2 separate regions of the Homo sapiens genome follow, and region 1 is linked to region 2. Evidence: read pairs that join two places in POLR2A ChIA-PET (ENCODE). Cell type or tissue: GM12878. All regions are shown on one strand. Links, peaks and the distances in the headings refer to the core of each region. The heading gives the core; the rest is flanking DNA. Region 1 overlaps YARS1 (tyrosyl-tRNA synthetase 1). Region 2 has its middle 32 kb from the start of ZBTB8B.

Region 1 (2,500 bases), core at 1-2,500, 380 kb after region 2:
AATTAATTTCCTTAGCAAAATAATGCTTACTTTAAAAAGTTGTTCTAAGGGTTTAAATGCAAAAGTGACTAATAGAGCGCTATGTACTTATAAATGCATATCTGAGGTTAAGAAAGAGTAAGTTAGGCTGGGCGCAGTGGCTTATGCCTATAATCCCAGCACTTTGGGAGACCGAGGTGGGCGGATCACCTGAGCTCAGGAGTTAGAGGTCAGCCTGGGTAACATGGTGAAACTCTGTCTCTACTAAAAATACAAAAATTAGCCGGGTGTGGTGGCGCATGCCTGTAATCCCAGGTACTCAGGAGGCTGAGGGAGGAGAATCTCTTGAACCCAGGAGGCAGAGGGTGCAGTGAGTCAAGATCGCGCCATTGCACTCCAGCCTGGGCAACAAGAGCAAAACTCCACCTCAAAAAAAAAAAAAAAGAGTAAGTTAAACATTAGGACACGAAATATCTATGCTAACATTCCAAATATGAACAAAACTCACAAAGATAAAAAGCAATAACAATTGTTGGGGCGGTGAGAAATAAGTGAAATATTTTTCTTTCACATTTCTTTTATTATTATTTGCTGAGGCTGGAAGAGAAAGGGAGGCTGAATTGTTCACCATCACTCTCCCATATGCTGTGAGTTCTGCAAGGCCAAGGACTTTGTTTTGGTTACGTTTATATTTCCAGCAAATAGGACAGTATTAAGGCATTTACTAGTCAGTACACTTCTGATGGATGAATTACAAGGACAATGAGGTTTTAATGGACAAAGTTTTAAATGGTTCTTAATAGGTCACGCCAGACAGCTTCTAATCTAAATGTAAAGAATGCCTGGACTCCACAGGCCTGTAATTAGCTAGAAGCACCAGAGCCACAAGGAGGGTGGATGATCAAGCACTTACTTGCTGAGCTGGTAATCAGTGCCTTTGATGAACTTGAGCTTCTCCAAGGGCACACCAATGCTCTCCAGCATTGCTTTGATCACATTCTCATAGTAACTGACTCGGAGTTCTAGAAGTTCCCATGGGGCTTTCATGTTATCCAGGTATGCGTGGAGGTCCGCAAACAGAATTGTTACCTGGACAAGAGATAAGGGGCCACCAAAATGTGAATTTGTCCAATTACCTCCAACCTGTCTCCTCCAGCCCCACCCTGTCCTTGTTAAGTCTCTCTTGGGTCTCCCTTGGGTCATTCCCCAAGGGCTTATAGCATTAGTTCTTACCTCACACCCTGCCTTTAAGAAGTCTGCAATCTTTGACATGGGCACAAAGTAAGCCACATGTGGTTTGCCCGTGGTTGCCGTTCCCCAGTAAATTTTAAGTTCCCGCTCCTTCAGTATCTCCTTCAGCTTCTCTTCCCCCAGAACCTCCTATTGTGGAAGCAGAAGAGTTAGTTTAATGTCAGTGCCTCACCTTGCTCATCCTTTACCATGTGACAAGGAAAACAACAGCATGTGTCAGTGGAGATCCAGGCTCAGAGCCATCAAGGAGGTCCAGCCATGTTCTCAGTGCAGATGTGATACCCTACCTTGTTTTAATCTGAATTGACTCTCCCTTAGCTGAGAGAGCCAGACAAACTCCATTTTGGCTCCTTCACTTGTAGCCCCTTGCAGCCTCTTACCCACCCCCCTTCCTCAAGGACTTAACTTGTGCAAGCTGACTCCCAGCACATCAAAGAACGCAAATAACTGATAAGATATTGTGGAAAGCTATAGCCGCAGTTCCCAGGAATTTGCCCAGTTGATATTACCCTAAGCCCCAGCATTTGTGTCTGGTTGATGGTACCCAAAGCCTCCGCGTCTATCACCTTGTGATGGATTTAAAGCCCCTGCGCCCGGAACTGTTTGTTTTCCCGTAACCATTTGTCTTTCTAACTTTTTTGCCTGTTTTACTTCTGTAAGATTGCTTCAGCTAGGCTCCTCCTCCCCTTTCTAAACCAAAGTATAAAAGAAAATCTAGCACCTTCTTCGGGGCGGAGAGAATTTTGAGCACTAGCCATCTCTCGGTCGCTGGCTAATAAAGGACTCCTGAATTCATCTCAGAGTGTGGCGTTTCTCTATAACTCGCTCGGTTACAACGCGGAGAGCCAATGTAAAGTTGGTGCTGCTGCTAGTATCACCCTTGATGTTGGGGAGTGGGGACATGCCCCTAACTGCATCTTTGCCTGCAGCAGCTACCCGTAAACCAAAACTAAACTTTAAGCCCCCCAACTGTCGGAATGGACCCCACATTTTGGCCAACAGGATCCCAAAGAAACTTAAAAAACTAGTTCAGGCCAAGGCAGGAAGGAAGGGTCTGACATGCCTCATTATACCCTTCTCCCTTTGGAGTATATTTATTCATTTTTTTTTTGAGACAAGGTCTTGCTATGCTGCCCTGGCAGGAGTCCGGTTGTGCAAACACAGCTCACTGCAGCCTTGACCTCCAGGCTCAACAATCCTCCCACTTCAGCCTTCCAAGTAGCTTGGGGCTACCAGCACATGTATGCCTGGCTAGTTTTTTCAGTTTAGT
Region 2 (16,252 bases), core at 5,411-7,910:
GCTCAGCTGGGGTCCCTTGGTGGGTTGCAGAAGGTTTCGTCTCCTCAGGGTGCTCTGGTGTCTGAGCTGGGTCCTCTAATTGGGTTGAGGAAGAGTCCACCTCCTCAGGGTGCTCTGGAGGCTGAGCTGCGGCCTGTTCCTGGCTTGACGTAAGTTCCTTACCTGGCTCTGGAGTTACTGTAAGCTCCACATCCACAGGTTTGACTGTGACACTGGGCAAGTGTGAGTGCTGAGCTTCACTCCAACTTTTTTTTTTTTCTTTTTGAGACGGAGTCTTGCTCTGTTGCCCAGGCTGGAGTGCAGTGGCGTGATCTCAGCTCACTGCAACCTCTGCCTCCCGGGTTCAAGCAATTCTCCTGCCTCAGACTCCTAAGTAGCTGGGATTACAGGCGCCTGCCGCCACGCCTGGCTAATTTTGTATTTTTAGTAGAGATGGGGTTTCACCATACTGGCCAGGCTGGTCTCTTGGCCAGGTTGGTCTCGAACTCCTGACCTTGTGATCTGCCCACCTCAGCCTCCCATGCTGGGATTACGGGCAGGAGCCATCGCGCCTAGCTGCTTCACTCCAACTTCTAAATAGAACATTTACCTCATGATGTATTGATGGCTGAGCTACAATCTCTTCGGAGGCAGGTAGCTGCTATGCTGGGGCCTCCTGCTCTGTTGAAGTAGAATAGACCCTCTCAAGGGACTGTGAAGGCAGAGCTGGGGCCTCCTGCTGGGTTGAAGAAGGTTCTACCTCCCCAGGGAGCTGTGGAAGCTGCTCTGGGGCTTCTTGCTGGAGTGAAGAGGACTGGATCTCTTCAAGGTCTCTGGATTTTGAGTTTCGGGCTCTAGGTGAAATTGAAAAAGTCCAACTTGCTCAGGGGGCCCTGGAGGCTCGTCTGAGTTCACCTGGAGTTCTGGGGACAGGGTGCCTGGATACAGTATATCCATACTTCCATCTAAATATCCTGCAAAGTTTGTTTCTGACGCTGAGGTTTTTATACAAATCGGTGTGGAGTTCCAGCCACAACCTTAGCAAGCCTCCGATGCTAAGCTAGACCTTTCTTCAGGTTCTTGGGCCAAACAATAAGCTTCGTTGCTTGTGAATTCTATCCAGAGGTAGAACAAGTATTTCATATGCCTGATGATCTGCAGCCTGATCTAGATTTGCAGTTTTAACCTTACTTTTGAGGCAAAGAGTCCGAGCTAGGGCCTGGTTCTGATCCCAGTCCAGCATTGGGACCACCTCTGGGAGCCTTTCTTGCCGAGTCAGCTTGTCATTCAGATCCTGGTGTGCAGCAACGAACTGCTCTGGCCACGGGGGCAGCTCTCCAGCTGTATCCGTGTCCAGGAATGGAACCAAAGTCTTGGTGAAAGTCTCAGTCGATTCCTGAGGCAGAGCTGACATCTGGGAGGAAGCAGAGGACCCCAGGTATTCAAAGGCCCCGGGTCTGCGTGGTGGGGGGAGGGTAAGCGCATGGGGGCGATTCGGGTGGGAGATCAGAGGAGCGGGAAAACAAGGGCTCATCGGCCACAGGGCATCGGAGATCAGCTGCAGCGGGTCCTGGACCCACTCCAGAGGCTGAGCCGCCTGGACGAGTAGCCACAATAGTTGCTACGTGAGGAGGGGGTCGTGGGAGCCAGAGGCACAGCCGGGACGTGACATGCGCTGGCGCCGCGCACAGAGCTGGAGCCATTCTGGCAGCCCCAAGACGCTAGCGCCCCTAGCAACCGTGGGCACCGCCCCCTCCTTTATAAGCAAATTTTATTAGGTGAGGTCTAGATCCGCTCCGCGTCACCAGGGCGATCTCATCCCACAATCCTGCCCAAGCCTCCCTTCTCGCCCCGCCCCGCAGGAACACTCCTCCCCTCCCCTAAGCGAGGAAGGATTTGGGCAGCAGACCTTGGTGGTCCCAAGACTCCAGCAGCCTATTGTGGTGGTGGTGGTGGTGGTGGTGGTGGTGGTGGTGTAGGGTTGGGTGGGGTGGGGTGCAGGCGCGGCAGAGCTTCCCAAGGAAGTCACGGGACCTCACCTCGGGATATTCAGAGGTGCTAGTCCAGTTCTGGCAGCCTGAATTCTTTCTCCTCCAAGCTGAAATCCGAGAGATAATCTTCCTCCTCTTGGCCAATACGGCTTCCAGGGAAAACAACTGACCTGCAAAATCTGCGCCAGTTAGGGTGGCAGGCAGAACACACATTATGGTCATTTATTCCAAAATGTTGCCATTTTCGCTAAACTTTCGATACCCTTTGTTGCATGTTTGATAATTAATTCACCGCCCTATTAGGTACGGGCTGCCAGGCAACAAGCGAGGACTGCAAATTTTCTGTAGGACAGGTTTTGGGGTGTGGGCAATTCAGTCTGAGAGAGAAGGCCTTAATGCGAGTGAACAGCCCTTTGCACTAGCCTGGGAGGAGGCCAAAATGTCATCCTGCCTTGACTTAACACAGCCTTTACCCTAGAAGCTACAGCGCCACTCTCAGAGGTCTACCCTATGTGCACACATGGAGAAGACGCTTAGGTTGTTAAAGTCAGCATGTTAAATAATTTCCTGAAATGCGACTATAACGAGAACTCAGCTGGCTTCACCCACAGCCATTCTTACCTATTTTATTACTCATTGTCTGGCACAATCACAAAGTGCAGGTGATACTGACACCTACTTTTTAGGGTTTTTTGATGATTTAATTTGATAATGAATGTACACTGCTTTGCAAACAGTGAGCTTTCAATAAAAGGTACCTATTGTAATTCTCAAAAAAAAAGTGCACTATCTTGAATACGCTGAGCAAAGAGACCTATCATTTCCATGCCCTCATGTAGAGGTTTAACTGAAAGAGAAGATTGGGAGGGCACACACATGACAATCTCATCTTAGAAGGACCATGGATGGGGAATTCCATAACCAGAGGCCTCTTCCGGTTTGCTGGTATTCCTCTCCTTGAAAGGTCAGCATTTAATGTTTCCATTATGATGCAACGAGGATGGAAGGCAACATTAGGAGCTGTGGAAGCACAACAATCCATAGACTCTTTAGCCATCGACTGGCCCTCGATGTCCTTACAGCAAAGGTGGGGTACCTGTGCAGTCTTAAATGAAACATGCTGCTTCTGGATAAACACCTTTAGTCAAGTAGAAGAAAACTTACAGATGCTTAAAGATCAAGTAAAAATCATTGACAGGTCAAGAGAAAATGCAGGTTCCAGCCCTGGATGGCTACAATCCCTCTTTAATGAATTCCAGTCTTCTTTGTGGAACTGGTTAGCTCCATTATTAAGCCCTCTCTTGCTCATGTGACCTTGTCTGCTCAATATTATAACTCAAATTGTTTCCTCTTGCCTAGAAGCAATCAAACTCCAAATGCTGCTGCAGACTGAACTATGCATGAGCACGCCTTTCTTCCAAGGACCCTTAGATAGACCTCAGGAGGAGTCCTAGCTGCTGTTCCCCACACAACGCCCCTTTTCAGAAGGAAGTAGCCAGAAAGAGTCATTGCCCAACACTCCCTAACAGCAGTTAGGGTTACCACTCCAGAGCGGGGAATGATACAGGAGTTAAGAAGAAATTACTTAGGCAGATAGTAAGGGTATGGGAGTCCTCGGTAAGGCTTTTCTTTTTAATGAAAAGCAGCCCCAAATCATTAAATCACTTTCTTTCTTTTTTTTTTTTTTTTTTTTTTTTTTTGAGACAGAGTCTTGCTCTGTGGCCCAGGCTAGAGTGCAGTGGTGCAATCTCAGCTCACTGCAACCTCTGCCTCCCAGCTTCAAGTGATTCTCATTCCTCAGCCTCCTGAGTAGCTGGGACTACAGGTGTGTGCCACCACGCCCGGCTAATTTTTGTAATTTTAGTAGAGTCGGGGTTTCACCATGTTGGCCAGGCTGGTCTCGAACTCCTGACCTCAAGTGATCTGCTGGCCTCAGCCTCCCAAAGTGCTGGGATTATAGGTATAAGCCACTGTGCCCGGCCCTCCAAATCATTTTCTAACAAAGAGCAGCCTGCAAGCTGGGAGCTTGCATGGGTGAATGCTGGCAGGAAAGAACTAAGGACTAGACATGTTTAAGATGGCAGCTCCATCTTCCCTTCTCTGCCAGCCACGTGTATTGTAAAGGAGCAGACATGATGGTGCCAATCAACTGGAAAGCCCATTTGCATAGTAAGATTAAGATGAGGCAACCAGTCTTCCCTGTATACTATGTAAATGTCATACCTTATTGAACCAATTAAGCACTACATAAATCAGACACCACCTCCTCAAACTGGACTATAAAACTCAGTGCATTCACCGACAGCCAGTCCTTTTCCACTCGGTCCTTTCCGCTTGGAGACACCTTCCTCCATGGAGGAAGCTGTTTCTCTTTCTCTTCTCTTCTACCTATTAAACCTGCACTCCTAAACTTGTGTGTGTCCGTGTCCTAAATTTTCCTGGCACACAACAATGAACCCCAGCATATATACACCAGATGATGTAGCTGCTTCACTGTCACCACATGGCCTCTAACAACCCAGAATCCTCTCATCCTCCTTGAGGTCAGAGCCATTTCAATGGTGAACCCAACCACAACTATTCTGGGCTTAGAGAGGATGGTCAGGAAAGTGCTTTTTAATGATTTTGGCACTTCCTTCATCAATTGTCCTCTAGCTTTGGTAATGAAGGTGAATTCTGTGCCTTTTCAAGGAATATAATTATTGGGTTGCTCAGCAAGATACATATATAGATTCAGTAAATCATTCTTGCCTCCTGAGGTCTTTAAATTTCTTCCTCTAATTTATGTCAAGAGACTTCCACTGTTGTACAAATTAATGATGGGCCAGAATCATATCCAGGTTTGCATAAACTAACACTTCGAATTTCTACAATAATGGTTGGCAGCTGTCAGTGGGAGAGCATCGGATGCAGAATCGGCCAGTAAGTACACTCGAATCGATAAATTCATTTTGATCTAAAATTATATTCAGATTTGCCTTAGTTGAGAACCTTCCAAATCCACCTCCATAAATAGTCCCCTGCCCTCTCATTAAATAAAGTAGTAAATTCCTGTAATTTTTTTATTTGGGAAGACCTATTCTGCCCTATATTTGTCTACTTTTCAACCCCTAGGACATGCTAGGTGTGGACTTTAGTTCTGGCTAAGGGGGAAAAAGAGACCTGTTTTCTCCAGCAATTAGGATAATTTTCCCAATTAAAGGAGGATCAAATTCTTCAGCAAATTCTACAGGCAAAGGAGAAGGGAACACTTTCTTTCTTTCTTTCTTTTATTTTTTATTTTTGAGATGGAGTCTTTCTCTGTTGCCCAGGCTGGAGTGCAGTGGCACCATCTCAGCTCACTGCAAGCTCTGCCTCCCAGGTTCATGCCATTCTCCTGCCTCAGCCTCCCAAGTAGCTGGGACTATAGGTGCCTGCCACCACACCCTACTAATTTTTTGTATTTTTAGTAGAGACGGGGTTTCACTGTGTTAGCCAGGATGGTCTCGATCTCCTGACCTCAGGTGATCCACCCACCTTGGCCTCCCAAAGTGCTGGGATTACAGGCATGAACCACCACACCCGGCTGGGAACACTTTCTTAGGGCTCAGTAGACAACTCTCAGTAGACAACTCTCTCATTGCATCTCTACTCTCAGTAGACAATTCTCACTAAGAAATCTAACCTAGTCTTGGCTGGGCACAGTGGCTCACATCTGTAATCCCAGGACTTTGAGAGGCTGAGGTGGGTAGATTGCTTGAGCTCAGGACTACAAGACAAGCCTGGGCAACATGGCAAAACCTTGTCTCTACAAGAAATATAAAAATTAGCTAGATGTGGTGGTACACACCTGAAGCCCCAGCTACTGGGGAGGCTGAAGTAGGAGAATCGCTTGAGCCCAGGAGGTCCAGGCTGCACTGAGCCATGATTGGGCCACTGCACTCCAGCCTGGGCAACACAGTAAGACCCTGTCTAAATAAATAAAAATAAAATAAAATAAATAAATAAACAAATTCCAAGTGCCAGAACATTGTGGCTGAGGGCAATTTTCAGAGCCTCTTGTAAAGCAGTATTGATGTCCACAACTCCTGCAGCAATGCCTTCCTCGGCCGTGGTGGTGGGTTACAGGTGAAGCCAAATCTTGAATGCACACAAGCCTCTGCCTCTGCGTCACTACACAGCAGCAGAGAAAGAGTTTTCTAGGCTTTTTTTAAAAATTGAAGTCAAAGTCATGCAACATACAATTAACTATTTTAAAGTGTACAATTCAGTGGCATTTAGTGTATTCACAATGTTGTACACCAGCAACTCTCCTTAGTTTCAACTTTTTTTTTTTTTTTTTTTTTTGAGACAGAGTCTTGCTCTGTCACCCAGGCTGGAGTGCAGTGGTGAAATCTCAGCTTACTCCAACATCCACTTCCCAGGTTCAAGCAATTCTCCTGCCTTGGCCTCCCAGGTAATGGGGATTACAGGTACCTGCCACCATGCCCAGCTAATTTTTACAGGTGCCCAGTAGAGATGGGGTTTTACCATGTTATTCAGGCTGATCTCAAACTCTTGACCTCAGGTGATCTGCCCTCCTCAGTCCCCCTAAGGGCTGGCATTACAGGCGTGAGCCACTGTGCCTGGCCCATTTCAACATTTTTTACTACTCTAGAAAAACATCCCATCCCCATTAAGTAATTATTGCTCATTTCCCCCTCCCCCATGCCTTGTTAACTGCTAATCATCTTTCTGTCTCTATGGATTTGCCTATTCGGGATATATCATGTGTGATGTTAATTTTATGTGTCAACTTGACTGGATCAGGGGATTCCCAGACATCTGGTTAGACATTATTTCTGGGTGTGTCTTTAAGGGTATTTCCAGATGAGATTAGCATTTGAATCTCTGGACTCAGTCAAGCAGCTTGCCTTCCGCAGTGTGGGTAGGCATAATCTAATTTGTTGAGGGCCTAAATAGAACAAAACTCAGAGCATGGAAGAAGTCAGTGTCAGGCCTCTGAGCCCAAGCTAAGCCATCATATCCCCTGTGACCTGCACGTACATATCCAGATGGCTGGTTCCTTGCCTTAACTGGTGATATTCCACCACAAAAGAAGTGAAAATGGCCAGTCCTTGCCTTAAGTGATGACATTACCTTGTGAAAGTCCTTTTCCTGGCTCATCCTGGCTCAAAAACTCCCCCACTGAGCACCTTGCGACCCCCACTCCTGCCCGCCAGAGAACAAACCCCCTTTGACTGTAATTTTCCTTTGTCTACCCAAATCCTATAAAACGGCCCCACCCTTATCTCCCTTCACTGACTCTCTTTTCGGACTCAGCCCACCTGCACCCAGGTGAAATAAACAGCCATGTTGCTCACACAAAGCTTGTTTGGTATTCTCTTCACACGGACGCACATGAAATTTGGTGCCGTGACTTGGATTGGGGGACCTCCCTTGGGAGATCAATCGACTGTCCTCCTGCTCTTTGCTCCGTGAGAAAGGTCCACTTACGACCTCAAGTCCTCAGACCAACCAGCCCAAGAAACATCTCACCAATTTCAAATCCGGTAAGCAGCCTCTTTTTACTCTCTTCTCCAACCTCCCTCACTATCCCTCAACCTCTTTCTCCTTTCAAACTTGGCGCCACACTTCAATCTCTCCCTTCTCTTAATTTCAATTCCTTTCATTTTCTGGTAGAGACAAAGGAGACATGTTTTATCCGTGGACCTAAAACTCCGGTGCCGGTCACAGACTAGGTAAGGCAGCCTTCCCTTGGTGTATAATCATTGCAGGGATGCTCTCTGATTATTCACCCAGGTTTCAGAGGTGTCAGACCACGGAGGGATGCCTGCCTTGGTCCTTCACCCTTAGCTGCAAGTCCCGCTTTTCTGGGGGAGGGGCAAGTACCCCAACCCCTTCTCTCCATGTCTCTACCCCTTCTCTGCCTTTCTGGGGGGCAAGAAACCCCCAACCCCTTCTCCTTCACCCTTAGCAGCAAGTCCCACTTTTCTAGGGGAGGGGCAAGTACCCCAACCTCGTATCTCTGCGCCCTGATCCCTTATTTCCACACTCCAACCTCTTACATCTCTGTGCCCTGATCCCTTATTTCCATGCCCCGACCTCCTATCTCTGTGCCTCAACCCCTTTCCCACTTTTCTGGAAGGTAAGAACCCCCGAACCGCTTCCCTCCATGTCTCTACTCTCCCTTTTCTTTAAACTTGCCTCCTTCATTATAGGCAACCTTCCACCCTCCATTCCTCCTTCTTCTCCCTTAGAGCCTGTGTTCTTAAGAACATAAAACCTCTTCAACTCTCACCTGACCTAAAACCTAAATGCCTTATTTTCTTCTACAATGCTGCTTGACCCCAATACAAATTCGACAGTGGTTCCAAATAGCCAGAAAATGGCACTTTCAATTTTTCCATACTGCAAGATCTAAATAATTCTTGTCATAAAATGGGCAAACGGTCTGAGGTGCCTGACGTCCAGGCATTCTTTTACACATCCATTCCTCCCTAGTCTCTGTGTCCAGTGCAACTTGTCCCAAATCTTCCTTCTTTCCGTCCCACCTGTCCCCTCAGTCCCAACCCCAAGTGTCGCTGAGTCTTTCTAATCTTCCTTTTCTACAGACCCATCTGACCTCTCCCCTCCTCCCCAGGCTGCTTCTCGCCAGGCCAAGCTAGGTCCCAATTCTTCCTCAGCCTCCGCTCCTCCACCCTATAATCTTTTTATCACCTCCCCTCTTCACACCTGGTCCAGTTTACATTTTCATTCCGTGAGTAGCCCTCCCCCACCTGCCCAGCAATTTCCTCTTAAAAAGGTGCCTGAAGCTAAAGGCATAGTCAAGGTTAATGCTCCTTTTTCTTTATCAGACCTCTCCCAAATCAGTGAGCATTTAGGCTCTTTCATCAAATATGAAAAACCCAGCCCAGCTCATGGCTCGTTCAGCAGCAACCCTGAGACGCTTTACAGCCCTAGACCCTAAAAGGTCAAAAGGCCGTCTTATTCTCAATATACATTTTATTACCCAATCTGCTCCTGACATTAAATAAAACTCCAAAAATTAAATTTCAGCCCTCAAACCCCATAACAGGACTTAATTAACCTCACCTTCAAGGTGTACAATAATAGAGTAGAGGCAGCCAAGTAGCAATGTATTTCTGAGTTGCAATTCCTTGCCTCCACTGTGAGACAAACCCCAGCCACATCTCCAGCACACAAGAACTTCCAAACACCTGAACTGCAGCAGCCAGGCGTTCCTCCAGAACCTCCTCCCCCAAGAGCTTGGTACACGTGCTGGAAATCTGGCCTCTGGGCCAAGGAATGCCCACAACCCGGGATTCCTCCTAAGCCATGTCCCATCTCTGTGGGACCCCACTGAAAATCGGACTGTTCAACTCACCTGGCAGCCGCTCCCAGAGCCCCTGGAACTCTGGCCCAAGGCTCTCTGACTGACTCCTTCCCAGATCTTCTCGGCTTAGCAGCTGAAGACTGACACTGCCCGATCGCCTCAGAAGCCTACAGGACCATCACACATGCTCTAGGTAACTCTCACAGTGGAAGGTAAGTCCGTCCCCTTCTTAATACGGAGGCTACTCACTCCACATTACCTTCTTTTCAAGGGCCTGTTTCCCTTGCTTCCATAACTGTTGTGCATATTGACGGCCAGGCTTCTAAACCTCTTAAAACTCCCCAACTCTGGTGCCAACTTAGACAATACTCTTTTAAGCACTCCTTTTTAGTTATCCCCACCTGCCCAGTTCCCTTATTAGGCCGAGACACTTTAACTAAATTATCTGCTTCCCTGACTGTTCCTAGGCTACAGCCACACCTCACTGTTGCCTTTTCCCCCAGTTCAAAGCCTCCTTCACATCCTCCCCTTGTATCTCCCCACCTTAACCCACAAGTATAAGACACCTCTGCTCCCTCCTTAGCGACCGATCATGCACCCCTTACCATCCCATTAAAACCTAATCACTCTTACCCCACTCAATGCCAATATCCCATCCCACAGCATGCTTTGAAAGGATTAAAGCCTGTTATCACTTGCCTGCTACAGCATGGCCTTTTAAACCCTATAAACTCTTCTTACCATTCCCCCATTTTACCTGTCCTAAAACCAGACAAGGCTTACAGGTTAGTTCAGAATCTGCCCCTTATCAACCAAATTGTCTTGCCTATCCACCCCGTGGTGCCAAACCCATATACTCTCCTATCCTCAATACCTCCCTCTACTACCCATTATTCTGTTCTGGATCTCAAACATGCTTTCTTTACTATTCCTTTGCACCTTCATCCCAGCCTCAATTCGCTTTCAGTTAGACTAACCCTGACACCCATTAGGCTCAGCAAATTACCTGGGCTGTACTGCCGCAAGGCTTCACAGACAGCCCCCATTACTTCAGTCAAGCCCAAATTTCATCCTCATCTGTTACCTATCTCGGCATAATTCTCATAAAAACACACGTGCTCTCCCTGCTGATTGTGTCTGATTCATCTCCCAAATCTCAATCCCTTACAAAACAACAACTCCTTTCCTTCCTAGGCATGGTTAGTGGGGTCAGAATTCTTACACAAGAGCCAGGACCTCTCCCTATAGCCTTTCTGTCCAAACAACTTGACCTTACTGTTTTAGCCTAGCCCTCATGTCTGTGCGCAGCGGCTGCTGCTGCTTTAATACTTTTAGAGGCCCTAAAAATCACAAACTATGCTCAACTCACTCTCTACATTTCTCATAACTTCCAAAATCTATTTTCTTCCTCATACCTGACGCATATACTTTCTGCTCCCCGGCTCCTTCAGCTGTACTCACTCTTTGTTAAGTCCCACAATTACCATTGTTCCTGGCCCGGACTTCAATTCGGCCTCCCACGTTATTCTGGATACCAGACCTGACCTTCATGACTGTATCTCTCTGATCCACCTGACATTCACCCCATTTCCCCATATTTCCTTCTTTCCTGTTCCTCACCCTGATCATGCTTGATTTATTGATGGCAGTTCCACCAGGCCTAATCGCCACACACCAGCAAAGGCAGGCTATGCTATAGTATAAGCCACTAGCCCGCCTCTTAGAACCTCTCATTTTCTTTCCATCATGGAAATCTATCCTCAAGAAAATAACTTCTCAGTGTTCCATCTGCTGTTCTACTACTCCTCAGGGATTATTCAGGCCCCCTCCCTTCCCTACACATCAAGCGCGAGGATTTGCCCCCACCCAGGACTGGCAAATTAGCTTTACTCAACATGCCCCAAGTCAGATAACTAAAATACCTCTTAGTCTAGGTAGACACTTTCACTGGATAGGTACAGGCCTTTCCTACAGGGTTTGAGAAGACACCGCAGTCATTTCTTCCCTTCTGTCAGACATAATTCCTCAGTTTAGCCTTCCCACCTCTATACAGTCTGACAACAGACCAGCCTTTATTAGTCAAATCAGCCAAGCAGTTTTTCATGCTCTTGGTATTCAGTGAAACCTTTATATCCCTTACGGTCCTCCATCTTCAGGAAAAGTAGAACAGACTAAAGGTCTTTTAAAAACACACCTCACCAAGCTCAGCCACCAACTTAAAAAGGACTGGACAATACTTTTACCACTTTCCCTTCTCAGAAGTCAGACCTGTCCTCAGAATGCTACAGGGTACAGCCCATTTGAGCTCCTGTATAGACGCTCCTTTTTATTAGGCCCCAGTCTCATTCCAGACACCAGACCAACTTAGACTGTGCCCCCCAAAAAAACTTGTCATCCCTACTATCTTCTGTCTAGTCATACTCCTATTCTCCATTCTCAACTACTTATAAATGCCCTACTCTTGTTTACACTGCTGGTTTACACTGTTTCTCCAAGCCATCACAGCTGATATCTCCTGGTGCTATCCTCAAACTGCCACTCTTAACTCTTGAAGTAAATAAATAATCTTTGCTGACAGGACTATGCTGAATCTCCTTAGGCACTCTAATTAGATGTCCTCGGTCCTCCCAATTCTTAGACCTTTAATACCTGTTTTTCTTCTTCTCTTATTCCGTTTAGTTTTTCAATTCATACAAAACCGTATCCAAGCCATCACTAATAATTCTAAATGACAAATGTTTCTTCTAACAGTCTCACAATATCACCCCTTACCACAAAATCTTCCTTCAGCTTAATCTCTCCCACTCTAGGTTCCCACACCACCCCTAATCCCGCTCGAAGCAGCCCTGAGAAACATCGCCCATTATCTCTCCATACCACCCCCAAAAATTTTCACCGTCCCAACACTTTACCACTATTTCATTTTATTTTTCTTATTAATATAAGAAGACAGGAATGTCAGGCCTCTGAGCCCAAGCTAAGCCATCATATCCCCTGTGACCTGCACGTACACATCCAGATGGCTGGTTCATGATATTCCACCACAAAAGAAGTGAAAATGGCCAGTCCTTGCCTTAAGTGATGACATTACCTTGTGAAAGTCCCTTTCCTGGCTCATCCTGGCTCAAAAAGCTCCCCCACTGAGCACCTTGCGACCCCCACTCCTGCCTGCCAGAGAACAAACCCCCTTTGACTGTAATTTTCCTTTATCTACCCAAATCCTATAAAACGGCCCCACCCTTATCTCCCTTCACTGACTCTCTTTTCGGACTCAGCCCACCTGCACCCAGGTGAAATAAACAGCCATGTTGCTCACACAAAGCTTGGTTGGTGGTCTCTTCACAGAGACATGCATGAAAGTCAGGGCTTCTTTTCTTTTCTTTTGTTTTTTTGAGACAGATAGGGTCTTGCTCTGTTACCCATGCTGGAGTGCAGCAGCACAATGATAGTGTAAACCAAAAATAAAATTCTAAACCCACAACTGACAGGTGAGCCCTCTTCTTGGCCAAGGGCATTCCAAAGTTAACCTGAAAAACTAGTTCAGGCCATGATGAGAAGTGGGGGTCCAACATGCTTCAGTATATCCTCCTCCCTTTTGGAATTCAGGCACAGCTGGCCAGATTAACATCAATGCAGAGACCTTAAGACTGGCAGAACAGGCTAGTTAAATCTGATGAGAAACATTCACAATCTATTCTCTCTGAAGCCTGCTACCTGGAGGCTTCATCTGCATGATAAAACTCTGGTCTTCACAACCCCTTATCTTAACCCAGACATTCCTTTCCATTGATTCCAGGTCTTTAGGTAAACTCTTTCAACCAATTGCTAATTCGAATATTTTTGGAGCCTCAGGACCAACAGAATAGGATTAAAAAAAAAAAAGAAAATTTTTGAATCCACCTATGACCTAGAAGTCCTTTTACCACCCCACCTCCAGTTGTCCCATCTTTCTGGACCAAACCAGAAAGTTTACATCTTACATGTATTGATTGGTGTCTTACGTCTTCCTAAGATGTATAAAACCAAGCTGTAGCCCAACCACCTTGGGCACATGTTTTCAGGATCTCCTGGGGGTGTCTCATGGGCACGGGCCATTAGTCACTCATATTTGGCTCAGAATAAATCTCTTCAAATATTTTACAGAGTTCAACTCTTTTCATTGACAAGAGTTCACTGCAACCTTGAACTCACTGCCTGAGCCTTCCAAGTAGCTGGGACTACAGGTGTGCACCACCTTGCTGAGCTAATTTTTAAATTTTTTGTAGAGAAGGGGTCTTGCTATATTGCCCAGGCTAGTCTCCAACTCTTGACCTCAAACAATCCTTCCATCTTGGCCCCCTGAAGTCCTGGTACTACAGGCATGAACCACTGTTCGCAGCCCACAGCTTCTTTTCTGTCTTACTGCTTGAGCTGGGACATCTTTTTTTTTTTTTTTTTTTTGAGACAGAGTTTCGCTTTTGTTGCCCAGGCTGGAGTGCAATGGCGCCATCTCGGCTCAACACAACCCTCGCCTCCTAGGTTCAAGCAATTCTCCTGCCTCAGCCTCCCAACTAGCTGGGATTACAGGCATGCACCACCACGCCTGGCTAATTTTGTATTTTTAGGAGAGATGGGATTTCTCCATGTTGGTCAGGCTGGTCTCGAACTCCCGACCTCAGGTGATCCGCCTGCCTCAGCCTCCCAAAGTGCTGGGATTACAGGCGTGTGCCACCATGCCCGGTGAGCTGGGACATCTTATTTTATGCTACACTTAAATTGGGATTTATACCTTCATCTCCTCTGGTTCTACTGCCTTTGACTTGAATTACACCACTGATTTTCTGTGTCTCCAGCTTACAGATGGCAGATCATGGGTTTCTAAGCCTTTATGATTCCATTATAACAACCTGACAGGTTCTTCCTGCCTGCTGCACAAATGAAGACTACACCATTGCAGTGGAGAAAGAGTTTAATTAATGCCAGGCTGGTCATGTCGTGCAAGAGATGGAGTTATTACTCAAATCAATATCATCTAAAACTCATAGGTTAGGGATTTTTCAAAGGCAGTTTGGGGGAAGAGGGAGGGGTGGCTAGGAAATGGGTGCTTGCTGCTGATTGGTTGGGGGTGTAATTATAGGGGTGTGGGAAATCATCCTCCTGCATGCCAAATTGCTTCTGGGTAGGGCTACAGGAGCCATCAGCAGATGGGTCCAGGTGGAACTAGGTGTCAGACATGCAAAAAACCTGAAAAGATATCTCACAATGCCAATCTTGGGTTCTACAATAGTGATGTTATTTATAGGAGTAACTGGGAAAGTTGTATATCTTGTGACTCCTGAAATAATGGCTAGCAATCATTTATGTCTACACCTTAGCAGAATTCAGGCTCCTCTCTTCCCCCTAACCTGGTGGTCTCTCATTAGATTTACAAAGGTGGCTGAGTTTTGGGGAAAGGCTATTATCATTTACATTATAACCTAAATGTCTCCCAAAGCAAGGCTAAAGGTAAGAGGGGGATTGGCTAGAGTAAATCAGGTCTTCCCACTGTCATCATTTTCTCACTGACATAATTTTTGCAAAGGTGGTTTCACCATGAGGAATTTCTCATAATAAATCAATTTCTCTCTCTCCTTTTGGTTCTGTTTTTTAGAGAATCTCAACTAATAAATTACATAAAAGAAATCATACAAAATGTGACCTTTTGGCTGGTCATGGTAGCTTACACCTATAATAACAGCACTTTCAGAGGCTGAGGCAGGAGGCTCACTTGAGCTCAAGAGTTTGAGACCAGCCTGGGCAATACAGTGAGACCTCAACACTATTTAATTAATTAATTAATTATTTTTGAGACAAGGTCTCACTCTGTCACCCAGGCTTGAGTGCAGTGGTGTGATCACGGCTCACTGCAGTCTTGACCTCCCAGGCTCAAATGATCTTTCCACCTCTGTCTCCCAAGTAACTGGGACTACAGGTGCATGCTACTGCACCTGGCTACTTTTTGTATTTCTTATAGAGACAGGGTTTTACCATGTTGCCCATGCTGGTCTTGAACTCCTCAGCTCAAGCAATCCACCCACCTTGGCCTCCTAAAGTGGTGGGATTACAGGCATGAGCCACTGTGCCCAGCCTATTTTAATTTTTTCTTTGAAGACAAAAAATACAGGCTGGGCATGGTAGCTCACGCCTGTAATCCCAGCACTTTGGGAGGCTGAGGTGGGTGGATCACCTGAAATCAAGAGTTCGAGACCAGCCTGGCCAACATGGTGAAACCCCATCTCTACTAAAAATACAAAAATTAGCTGGACATGGTGGTAGGTGCCTGTAATCTCAGTTACTCGGGAGGCTGAGACAGGAGAATCGCTTGAACCCGGGAGGCAGAGGTTGCAGTGAGTCAAGATGGCACCACTGCACTCCAGCTGGGGCAACAGAGTGAAACTCCATCTCAAAAAAAAAAAAAAAAAGACATTTAATAGGGACTTACGAACAGAAGCCACGTCTGTCTTGGGCAGCAGTGAGATGAGATAATGGTTACCTGTGCCATTACCCCCCAAACCCAGGGCTTATTTACCATAGGGAAAGGGCATATGTGATTCAGAAGGGATGTGTAGGACAATTGCTTATAGGCAGATCTCATGGAGAGTACAAGAACATGAAGGTTATTTTGACCTAAGGGCAGGATTTATGGGAAGAATGTAATCTTACACAAGGAACGAGAAACTAAAAATCTTAGAGGCTTTCCTGGAACTGAGGTTAATCAGAAGTCAACATGGTAGACTAACATCCAGAATAGAATCGCTTTGTCCTCTTCCCTTGCCAATACTTGTTATTATCTGTTTGTTTTTGTTTTTGTTTTTGTTTGAGACAGACTCTCACTCTGTCACCCAGGATGGAGTGCACTGGAGCGATCTCGGTTCTCTGCAACCTCCGCCTCCTAGGCTCAAGTGATCCTCCCACCTCAGCCTCTTGAGTAGCTGGGATCACAGGCACG

The links. ChIA-PET counts read pairs that join two places held together with the same protein. Peaks named below come from ENCODE experiments on the same cell type or tissue, not always from the same donor. Only the 100,000 strongest peaks of a DNase experiment are listed, where the experiment ranks them.
Region 1: POLR2A ChIA-PET joins it to region 2 with 7 read pairs; 1 of 35 experiments calls an interaction of 5 or more read pairs at or near these places.

Annotation. Positions count from the first base shown.
Region 1 is chr1:32,809,699-32,812,198 of GRCh38, forward strand. YARS1 (tyrosyl-tRNA synthetase 1) reads right to left here. Exons shown (of 13, transcript NM_003680.4): 2 at 1,213-1,359; 3 at 893-1,068. Among named protein-coding and RNA genes, the nearest start is that of YARS1, 6.4 kb to the right of the region's middle. RefSeq lists enhancers at 635-1,271, 1,272-1,907. In GM12878, for the core only: no CTCF peak of the experiment used is centred there; no DNase peak of the experiment used is centred there; H3K4me3 peaks cover 140 bases.
Region 2 is chr1:32,425,397-32,441,648 of GRCh38, forward strand. It overlaps the pseudogene LRRC37A12P. Among named protein-coding and RNA genes, the nearest start is that of ZBTB8B, 32 kb to the right of the region's middle. RefSeq lists enhancers at 6,484-6,813, 12,716-13,499. In GM12878, for the core only: no CTCF peak of the experiment used is centred there; a DNase peak (open chromatin) is centred at 6,805; H3K27ac peaks cover 664 bases.